Regions from separate parts of the Homo sapiens genome. Here region 1 is linked to region 2. Evidence: chromatin contacts called from ENCODE Hi-C or POLR2A ChIA-PET data. All regions are on one chromosome and are shown on one strand. The core of a region is the stretch at or near the end of the contact, and the rest is flanking DNA. Distances in the headings are between cores, read along the strand shown.

What was found. Hi-C counts contacts between places; a loop is a spot of excess contacts on that map. ChIA-PET counts read pairs that join two places held with the same protein, here RNA polymerase II (POLR2A). Pooled maps may share reads with other maps.
Region 1: a pooled map shows a loop between it and region 2 (3-fold over the local background). The contact joins the enhancer-like site here to the promoter of SLC43A2 in region 2. A Hi-C loop is called at or near these places in 1 of 37 single-sample maps with no recorded cell type and 7 of 50 pooled maps. POLR2A ChIA-PET finds 5 or more read pairs at or near these places in 1 of 52 experiments (activated CD8-positive, alpha-beta memory T cell).

The regions. Positions count from the first base shown.
Region 1 is chr17:1,201,428-1,206,909 of GRCh38, forward strand. It overlaps a transcript of ABR not described here. Among named protein-coding and RNA genes, the nearest start is that of ABR-AS1, 23 kb to the left of the region's middle. Within about 2 kb of position 2,155, at least 24 of the 41 ENCODE cell types and tissues checked have a DNase peak (open chromatin) inside an H3K27ac peak, as active enhancers do.
Region 2 is chr17:1,626,768-1,632,404 of GRCh38, forward strand. SLC43A2 (solute carrier family 43 member 2) reads right to left here and starts at 2,067. Exons shown (of 14, transcript NM_152346.3): 1 at 2,027-2,067; 2 at 948-1,153. The coding sequence starts at 1,107. RefSeq lists enhancers at 240-777, 778-1,315.

The DNA.
Region 1 (5,482 bases), core at 905-3,404, 430 kb before region 2:
CAGTATCAGCTATTATCATCATGCTGGCTGACTTTTATGTGAGCGTGTATAACACGGGTACACACACACACAACACCTCTCTCCGGAGGGTAAAAACAAGACAAAAAGTGAAACAGGCCCCCCGATGCCGAAGAGATGACGGCAACCCCGATATTGTGCGTGGTGTGAAGGTCACCAAAGCAAAACCACACGCTTTGTTTTCTGGGGGTGTCTCATTGACAGTGCAGAGGTAGCTTACTAGCATTTTTGCTTGTTTGTTTGTTTTTTTGAGAGAGTCTCGCTCTGTTGCCCAGGCTGGTGTGCAGTGGCGTGATCTCTGGCTCACTGCAACCTCTGCCTCCCACGTTCACGCCATTCTCCTGCCTCAGCCTCCTGAGTAGCTGGGACAACAGGCGCCCACCACCACGCCCGGCTAATTTTTTTGTATGTTTAGTAGAGATGGGGTTTCACCGTGTTAGCCAGGATGCTCTCGATCTCCTGACCTCGTGATCCGCCCGCGTCGGCCTCCCAAAGTGCTGGGATTACAGGCGTGAGCCACCGCGCCCATCCTGCTTACTAGTGTTTCTTAAAAAGTCAAAGCAACGCTATTCTTCATAAGTGTGTTCCTCCCATACTTTGCTATTCAAGAGCAGCTAGATTAAGAGAAAGAAGATCCATCTAGAAAAACATAATCCCTTTGCCTCCTTTTATTTATTTATTTTTCGAAACAGAGTCTGGCTCTGTAGCCGCTCTGTTGCCCAGGTTGGGGCACCACCATGCCCAGCTAATTTTTGTATTTTTAGCATAGATGGGGTTTCCCCATGTTGGCTAGGCTGGTCTCCAACTCCCGACCTCAGGTGATCCACCCCCTTCGGCCTCCCAAAGTGCTGGGATTACAGGTGTGAGACACCGCACCTGGCCCAAGAACCTCTTTATAACAGATGCAGCCATACCAGAGCCCCAGAGCGCACATTCAAAAGAGAATCTCCAACCTCTTATTACTCATCTTAGATCACTCATTCTAAATTGCAAATTCAAAGGGGATCCCGGCTGTCTCTTTCCTATACTCTTCAGCGAACAGTCCCCAAACACACACGTGCCCACTCATGATGAAGTTGCATTCAGAGTATTTCCCCTATGGACAAAGAGGCTCAGATTCCTGACCCTCTTCTGAAAGGCCCCAGCTGCCCCCTTTTCACATCTTCACATATGAGCTGGCAGCAAATGTTGCATGAAATGAAGACCCTGTTAGGAAAGGGAAGGTGATCCATAGCCATCTACTCCTAATCCGCTGACCCTTGATGAAATAGGCCTAGGTTTAGGGTTAGGAAACACTGCGGCTAGAAACAGAGACCTTGGAGACAAATGGCCCTCTTGTTTCAACAAGGAAGCTTCTACTGCTTGGGAGAAAGTGGTCAGCTCAGCTCTCCTCGAACCCTACTATTTAGGTTGGTGCAAAAGTAATTGCTGTTTTTGCCATTACTTTTTTTTTTTTTTTAAGATGGAGTCTTGCTCTGTCCCCCAGGCTACAGTACAGTGGTGTGATCTCGGTTCACTACAACCTCCGCCTCCCGAGTTCAAGCAATTCTCCTGCCTCAGCCTCCCAAGTAGGTGGGATTAAAGGCATGCACCACCACGCCTGGCTAATTTTGTATTTTTAGTAGCGACGAGGTTTCATCATGTTGGCCAGGCTGGTCTCGAACTCCCGACCTCAGGTGATCCGCCCGCCTCGGCCTCCCAGAGTGCTGGGATGACAGGCGTGAGCCATCGCGCCCAGCCCCATTCCTTTTAAAAGGTCTTTCACTTGCCGGTGTGAGCAGAGGATCCTGGGGAGACTCCTTGGAAGGGGCTTCGGATCCAGCCAGGCTCCCGCGCAGTCCTCAGGGGGCGTGGCCCGGCTCGTGGGGGCGGAGTCCATGGGGGGCGGGGTCCGCGGGGAGGAGCCTGCGGGGCGGTCCCCCGTGGGGGCGGGGCCTTGAGGGGGCGGGGCCCGCGGGGGGCGGAGTCTGCGGGGGCGGGGCCCGCGGGGACGGAGTCTGCGGGGGCGGGGCCCGCGGGGACGGAGTCTGCGGGGGCGGGGCCCGCGGGGACGGAGTCTGCGGGGGCGGGGGCCGCAGGTCCTGGTCACGTGATGAGGCTGCGGTAAGTCGCCCGGGCTGCCTAGTCCTCCAGGCGCGGTTAATCCAGTCGGGAACCCCTGAGTCACCGCCCGCCGCCGCTGCGAGGAGCCCGGCGAGTGTTCGGCCTCGGTTTCTGAGGTTTCGGCGGGAGCGGTGATGCAGACGCCTTCAGGGCCCGGGTCGTGTCCGTGACTCGCGCAGGAAGGCGGATGGCGCCCCCCGGGCCTGCCTACACCCTGGGAACCTCGCGGGGCGAAGGGGGCTCGGGCGCTCTCTCCGCGTGGCGAGAGACCCGCCAGGGGGTGTGGCGTGAGTGTGTGTCCCGCCAGGACGTTCCGGTGGCGCCGCCTGACGCGGGAGGAGAAACCAGCTCCAGCTCCTCATCTGGATTTTACATAAATCCATGGCTCAAAGTGCTTTCCTGTCCGGACCTCGGTGCCGGCTTCACGGGGGAAATCCCTGGAGCCGAGGGGAGGGCACGAGAAACCACCGACCCCCGGCCCACGGGCCAGCCCAGTCCACTCCTCCCGGCCTCTCCCTCATCTCGGCCTGGGCCCCGCAGAAGCCACCACCAGGGCTCCTGGATTCCACCAGGGGCATCTTAGTCCCCAGCGGGGCATTTAAAGACTTAATGTGGGCCGGGCGCGGTGGCTCAGGCCTGTCATCCCAGCACTTTGGGAGGACGAGGCGGGCGGATCACCTGAGGTTGGGAGTTCGAGACCAGCCTGGACGGCATGGTGAAACCCCGTCTCTACTAAAATACAAAACATTATCCGGGCGTGGTGGTGCGCGCCTGTAATCCCAGCTACTCGGGAGGCTGAGGCAGGAGAATCGCTTGAACCCGGGAGGCAGAGGTTGCAGTGAGCCGAGATTGCGCCACTGCGCTCCAGCATGGGCGACACAGCGAGACTCTGTCTCAAAAAACAAACAAACAAAAAAAATGAGAAACATGGGTTCAAACTACAGTCCTGAGCCATATGACCTGAAAGGACTATATATACAAAGGTGGTCCAGAAGATTATAATCCTGTATTTTTTCCTGTACCTTTTGTACGCTTAGACGTGTTCAGATACACAAACATTTTCCATTGTGTTACAACGGCCTATAGTATTCAGTATAGTGACCTGCTATACAGGTTCGTACCTAGGAGCAGTAAGCTGTCTATATCATATATCATATCTATATCACATAGTGGGCTATACCATTGAGCCTACTATGTACCTGGGCTGTATGTTAGTATTTAGGTTTGTGTGAAATATACAGCCAGGTGATTTTTGTATTTAGGTTTGTGTAAAATATACTATGATGCTTGCACAACAGTGAAATCATCTACACATTTCTCAGAACCTCTTTTTTTCTTTTCTTTTTCTTTTTCTTTTTTTTTTTTTTTTTTTTGAGACTGAGTCTCGCGCTATCACCCAGGCTGGAGTGCAAGGGCGTGATCTCGGCTCACTGCATCCTCTGCCTCCTGGGTTAAAGTGATTCTCCTGCCTCAGCCTCCCAAGTAGCTGGGATAACGGGTGCACCACCACGCCCGGCTAATTTTTGTATTTTTAGTAGACATGAGGTTTCACCATGTAAGCCAGGCAGCTCTCAAACTCCTGACCTCAGGTGACCCGCCCACCTCAGCCTCCCAAAGTGCTGGGATTGCAGGCCTGAGCCACCATACCCGGTTTTATCCCCATTATTAAGAGACTGTAATGAGCTCTGGGCCCTTTGGCACATTACCCAATATTCTTAAGCCTTAGTTTTCTCATACATCAAATGGGGGCTAATAATACAAACCTCTCTGGTTGTGAGAATAAATGAAACAGTGCACAAATGAGATACAAATACTTCTAAGCATGCCGTGAAAGGCCTGAGAATGTATCATCTGTAACAGCCTGTTCTGTAGGCTCCTTCTGGAGAGAGGAGTGGGGTCGGGGGGAGAGGTGACAGGAAATGACAGGCTTCATTTCCAAGATTTCAGTAGCGTTTGAATCTTTTCTATTGAAAATGCATTGGCTGGGTGCAGTGGCTCACGTCTGTAATCCCAGAACTTTGGGAGGCCAAGGCAGGAGGACTGCTTGACCCAGCAGTTTGAGACCAGCCTGGACAACATAGTAAGACTTCATCTCTACAAAAAATACCAAAATTGGCCAGGCGCGGCGGCTCACGCCTGTAATCCCAGCACTCTGGGAGGCCCAGGCGGGCAGATCACAAGATCAAGAGACGGAGACCATCCTGGCCAACATGGTGAAACCCCATCTCTGCTAAAAATAGAAAAATTAGCTGGATGTGGTGGTGCATGCCTGTAGTCCCAGCTACTCAGAAGGCTGCGGCAGGAGAATCACTTGAACCAGGAGGTGGCGGTTGCAGTGAGCTGAGATTGCGCCACTGCACTCCAGCCTGGCGCCAGAGCAAGACTCCGACTCGAAAAAAGAAAAAAAAAATACAAAAATTAGCTGGGCGTGGTGGCGCGCACCTGTAGTCCCAGCTACTTGGGAGGCTGAGGCAGGAGAATTATTTGAACCCAGGAGGTGGCGGTTGCAGTGAGCTGAGATCGCGCCACTGCCCTCCAGCCTGGTGACAGAAGGAGACTCCGTCTCAAAAAAAAGAGAAACAAAATTAGCTGGGTGTGGTGGCACACTCGGGAGGATCACTTGAGCCAGAGAGGTTGAGGCTGCAGTGAGCTCTCATGTGACCACTGACGTCACATCACTGTGATGGGTTAGACACTGATGCGTTTATAGTGTAACTGCCACGTGACTGGGTTGTTGCGTGCACAACCGAGCATCCCTTGACCCCTTAGATCACACAGGGTTTATCCCAGGAATACAAGCCTAGCTCAATATTAGACAATCTGCATGATTCACTACATTAATTTATTATTATTAATATTAGAGACAGGTTCTTGCTCTGCCACCCAGGCTGGAGTGCAGTGGCACTATGACAGCTTACTTGCAGCCTTGGACTCCAGGGCTCAAGCGGTTCTCCTGTCTCAGCCTCCTGAGTAGCCAGGATGACAGGCATTTGGAAACTGAAAAGTGGAAATAACCAGCTTTCGTTTCTGGGCTGCAGCTTGTTTAGTGCCACATCTTGGAGAAAGCTCTGTGCTTGTGGTTAGATGGGTTGATCTTGAATGGCCAAGGTGGGTGGATTGCTTGAGTCCAGGAGTTTGAGGCTAGCCTGAGTTGGTCTGCAAACCAGCTCACCAGATATTGGGTTTCACCATGTCTCCAAAAATATTTTGTGAAATTTGTGAAACTCCATCTCTACAAAAACATACAAAAATTAGGCTGGGCGCGGTGGCTCATGCTTGTCATCCCAGCACTTTGGGAGACCAAGGTGGGTGGATCACCTGAGGCCAGGAGTTCGAGACCACCCTGGCCAACATGGTAAAA
Region 2 (5,637 bases), core at 817-3,316:
GCGACAGGGATTATGTGAGCTCAGCTATTATGCAGCTACCGTTGGGATCAAGGAGAAGGCAGAGGGAAAATTTCCTGTCAAGGTTGCCTAAGAAGGAGGGTAGGAGGCTAGAGGCTGGGGGCTGCTGTGGCCCTCCTGTGGGGCTGAATTTACTGCCCTGTAGTCATCAGGACCCTCCAACAGGGTATGAAGGTGTGAAGGTAAGTGTGTGTTGGGTGGTGCAGATGTCATGTAGAGAAGCATCCTCAGCCTGCCTTCAGCAATTCCAGTGACAAGGCAAAGAGGAGAGAACAACCCTAGCATCATTTCCATAAACGTTCCTTTCTTCTCTTCCCCTTCATCCCCATGGGGTTGGAAAGCCACGGAGATGTCCTCAGAGCCCGTGGGGGAAATGTCCTTTGGAGAATCATAAGGCAGCAAAAATAGACAAGAAATTGTGTCCAGCAAGCACTTAGGAGACTCCACAATGGCCTGAGGAACGTCTAGATTCTAGATGAGCCCTCCCTGGGGTGGAGGCAAGGCCACTTCCTCTCCTGCTGCACCCCAGCCCCTTAATCTGGAGTTCCTCTTTCTCACAAGCAGACAGCAACATGTTTACTACCAGCCAAGCTATGTTCCAGGGCTGGGAGGAGAGGAGAGCAGTCCAGCACTGTTCGTAGCGGGTGGAAGGAACACCCTGGACAGCAGGTGGGGTTCTGGGTGGATGGCAGGCCCAGGCTCTGCGGCCTTGCGCAAGACAGATCGCTCTGAGCCTCGATGTCTTCGTCCACAAAACAGGGGCAATGACAAGTACCCGGCAGGGCTGGGTGAGGATCAGATGGGCCTTCTGATACCCTAGAGGCACTGGGCAATGCGGTGCTGTGGCTCGCTAGGTCTTCGCCCCCATCCCGCCCCCTCCCAAAGCCCCAGCTCCAGGAGCCCCCCGCAACCCCAGGCGCTTGTCTCACCTGGCTCGGTACACAGGTAGGAGTAAAAGCCCTCTGACTTGAGCATGATGAGCAGCGAGCCCCAGCCCAGGAGGACTGCCGAGAAGAGGAGGTTCTCCAGCACGGCCGTGCAGGCCATCCACCAGCGGCGCCGATGGGCAGTGGCCAGGGTGGGCGCCATGGTGCGGCGCGGCGCGGCTCCGGCTCCGGCTCCGGCTCTGCACCACCTGCGCACAGAACTCGGCGTCAGCGGCCGGCCCTTGCCCAGCCCCTGCGGCCGCCCCCAGCAGCCCCGACCGCTGCCGCAGGGCTCGGGATTGCCACCCCTCCCCGGCCGCGGCGGCCGGTGCGCGCAGCAGAGGAAGCGAACCCCAGCCCTGCCCGGACCTGGGACACCCCGAGCCCGCGGCCGGCTCGTACCGCTGCCCTCCGCTACGACAGAGCCGCCCCGGCCAGGCAGGGAGACGTCTCCCGCAGCTCACTCCGAGGTAAACTGAGGCATGGAGGCAAGAAGGGGCTAACGCATGCTCAGGGCCGTGGAACTAGTCCTGGCCTGCAGCAGGACTGACATCGCCTGGGGCCAGCATGGAACGCAGCGTGAGGTGGGCAGGGGCAGATCCGAGGGCTGCCTCTCCCAGGGACCCTGACAGGTGCCCTCCCGCCCGCGCCCGAGACCCTTCCCCAGAGCTGGTTTCTTCAACCACAAGATCAGCGCCCAGACCTACGGAACGGCCCGCCCCGGCGCGCTCATTGGCCGGACGGCGCAGGAACTGCCGCGCCATTGGCCGCCGTCTAGGTCGCTAGGCGCTGCGGCCACGCGAACCCAGCGTGGGAGACGAGGAGCCGGTTCAAACCGGTGGCGCGAGCCAGCCGCGCGACCCCCATCTCGGGCGTTCCCCCGGCAACTCGCCCGTTTCCATGGCCTCGGACCCCCGCGCCTCCATTCCCCAGCCCGCATCTGTTCGTCATCTCTTCCCTGGCGGCCCCTCATCGCTCCATCTCTCTCCTCGTTCCCACGTTTTCTCCCTACGCCCCTTCGGCGGCCGCTTCTGCCCCCGCGCCCTCGCCCCGGCCGCGATCCCCTCCCTGCTGCAGCTCACCCGGCTCCTCCGGCGTGTGTCGGGCCCGCCCGGCGCCTTTTCTGCCCTCTTTTATTCCAGCCCTTTTATTCCGACCCCAAGAAGAAAACACTGCCGCCCGCTGATTGGCTGAGCGGGGCTGGAAACAGGCGTCGACCAATCAGCAGCCAGCCCCCCGCCCGCCCCGCCGCGAGCAGAAGCCGGTTCCGGCCGGACTCGGAGACAAACAAGAGAGATGGGGGACGGGAGGGGCCTGGGCGCTGCGGGCCGGGCCTCGGCTTTGCAGCCTTCAACCCGAGTCACAGCGCGGCCGGGAATCCCCGGCGACATCGCCCCGCGGCCTCTCCAGCGGCCTGACCCTGCGAGGCTGGGGCTCCGGCTCCGCGTCCCGGCCCCCAGCGGACTCCCCCCAGAAGCCGCCGGGCCACCAGCGCCCCCAGCCGGGCTCTCCCGCGGCCGCCCCGCCGTCCCCAGCTGCCCCCTGCGCGCGGGTCACCACGCCCAGATGCGCCGGCTCCGCACGGTGGTTCCACTCTCGAATCCCCACCCCGCCTCCTCCCCACGCAGCGCCGCCGTCCCCGCCGCCTCGGGCTTTGGGTCCTGGTTCCTCGCTCCCCCGCCCCGGTGGTTCCCGTCCCGGCGTATTCGGGGCCTGGGATCCCGGACCCGGTCCAGCCGTGGCGCCCCCCGCTGATGCACCGACCCCTTCCCCTCTCCCCGGTGGCGTCTGCCCGGTCCCTGGAAGTTGGCCCTTGGAAATCTGCAAGGGGATTTGGGGCTGGTCTGTCCCGTCCTAGGATGGGGTCTCCTGAGCTCCCCCCATCAGACTGACCTTTCTCCGCCCGTGTTCACGCACTGCTCGGTCCTCCGGGGACCCTCCACCCTTGATCGTCATCTGGGTGCTCCCTGCCCGCGCTGGCCACCTTCACCCCGTTCCCCGTCCCTTTCAGGGAAGGTCCCCTCTGCAGGGCGATGCTACGGGCCACGTCCGCCAGCTGGTACAAGCTAGGGAGGGTTCGAGGGGGCTCCGGGTCCCCGTCTGATAAGCCCGGGCTCCGAAAGCTCAGCTCCCCGTCTTCGTCCCCCGGATTCGAGGCACTAACCCGACCCGGGAAGACCCTCTGACTGCCCCAGAATCGCCTTGGTCACCCTGGCTCGCTCCGGGGGGCTGGCTTAGCACCCCAGGGCTGCCGCGCGGTGTCCACGTCTGGAATCCCAGCGGTTTGGGAGGCTAAGGTCGGAGGGCCACTTGGGGACAGGAGTTTGAGACCAGCCTGGGCAGCATGGCGAGAACCATCTCTACCAAAATAAAAACCAAAAATAAAACCCCACCACCACCCCAGGGCTGTGGGAGCCCCAAACGCCTCTTGCTCCACCTGCCCCAGTCCGAGTGTGCCCCCTACTGTCTAGAATCCGCCCGGGCCACCTGGCGAGGGCAACCTCCCCCAGACAACGCTTGGAGCTGTCAGCCTGCTGGGGGGCGGCTCCAGCTGGTAGCCTACCCGGTTCCTCACCCTGTGGAACCCTTCCCACTCCCAAGGTTTCAACTGCCATCTGAAAAATCTCTTTCTTCACCCTTCCCTCCTCTTTGAGCAGCCTGACGGCGCTGCAGGGCTCAAACATGCCTCAAATATCCCCCAGAACTGTCCTCCACATTTTCTCTCAGATAACCATACTACTACTGTCTACTGAAGTTAGATACCAAGAACCCTGTCTTTTTTCTTTTTCTTTTTTTTTTTTTTTTTTTGAGACAGGATCTCAGGCACCCAGACTGCTGGAGTGTGGTGGCATGATCATAGCTCACTGCAGCCTCGACCTCCTGGGCTTAGGTGATCCTCCTGCCTCAGCCTCCCAAGTAGCTGGGACCACAGGTGCATGCTACCACACTTGGCTAATTTTTGTATTTTTTGTACAGATAGGGTCTTGCCCTGTTGCCCAGGCTGGTCTTGAAGTCTTGGGCTCAAGTGATCCTCCCACCTCAGCCTCCCAAAGTGCAGGGATTACAGGCATGACTCACAGTGCCCTGCTGAGAACCATCCTTTCATCAGACATTTGTTAGGCAGTCGCTGTGATTCTGCCTCTCCCTCACCGCATCCCCATCAAACTGATACAGCTGTATCTCCTACATATTTACCTAATCGGTCCATCTGTGCCCTTAGGCCCGCAACTACTGTTGTTGAGCCACCTTCAGATTTCAGTTCCTCAAATCCAGCCCCCATCTCATCCCAGGGCACTAAGGGAAATGTAAATGTGACTTCTGCCAAAATCCTTCAGAAACTATTATTTGTAAAACAGGATAAAGTTCCAGTTCCTGGCTGGGCACGGTGGCTCACACCTGTAATACCAGCACTTCGGGAGGCTGAGGCGGGCAGATCACTTGAGGTCAGGAGTTAAAGACCAGCCTGGCCAACATGGTGAAACCCTGTCTCTACTAAAAATACAAAAATGGCTGGGCGCGGTGGCTCACGCCTGTAATCCCAGCACTTTGGGAGGCCGAGGTGGGCAGATCACAAGATCAGGAGTACGATACCAGTCTGGCCAAGATGGTGAAACCCTGTCTCTACTAAAGAAACAAAAAATTAGCTGGGTGTGGTGGCGCACACCTGTAATCCCGGCTACTCTGGAGGCTGAGGCAGGAGAATCACTTGAACCTGGGAGGCGGAAGTTGAAGTGAGCCGAGATCGTGCCACTGCACTCCAGCCTGGGCAACAAGAGCGAAACTTTGTCTGAAAAGAAAAAAAAAAAAAAAGATCTGGGTGATGTGGCACACGCCTGTAATCCCAGCTACCTGGGAGGCTGAGGCAGGAGAATTGCTTGAGCTGGGGAGGCAGAGGTTGCGGTGAGCAGAGATTGTGCCACTGTACTCCAGCCTGGGCAACAAAGCGAGACTCCGTCTCAAAAAAATAAACAAAATTTAAAAGTTCCAGTTCCCCAATTTGACCCACACAGGCTCCTCCCTCTCCCTCCCTCTGAAGGACATCTGACCTGCCTGGTCCCCGATGCTCCAGTCACATGGAATTGCCTGTGGTTTCTGCACCTGCTGTTCTCTCTCCTCTAGCTCGCGACATAGCCTCATTTTGGACGGCACCTCCGCTGGGAAGCCTTCCCTAACCACTCCCCATTAATACTGTTCACTTTATTTGTCCACTGCTGGCATTGTTTTATAATTAGCTATTCGTCTGTTTGCCTTCCTCTCTAATTGACTATGAACTCTTTGGGGGCAGGACGGTGTCTTATTCAACTTTGTATGACCAGCCCTTGATAGAGAAGCAAGCACAAAGCAGTTGCACAATATGAGTTTGTGGAATGAAAACATGAACTCCTGAAAAGGGGCAAATGGCCAGGTGCGGTGGCTCACACCTGGAATCCCAGCACTTTGGGAGGCTGAGGTGGGTGGATCACCTGAGGTCAGGAGTTCGAGACCAGCCTGGCCAACATGGCAAAACCCCATCTCTACAAAAAGTACAAAAATTAGCTGGGCATGGTGGTGGGCGCCTGTAATTCCAGCTACTCAGGAGGCTGAGGCACAAGAATGGCTTGAACCTGGGAGGCGGAGGTTGCAGTGAGCCAAGACGGAAAAGAAACAACCTTAGAATACTCATAGAACTTTAAATTGTAATGAGATATAATTG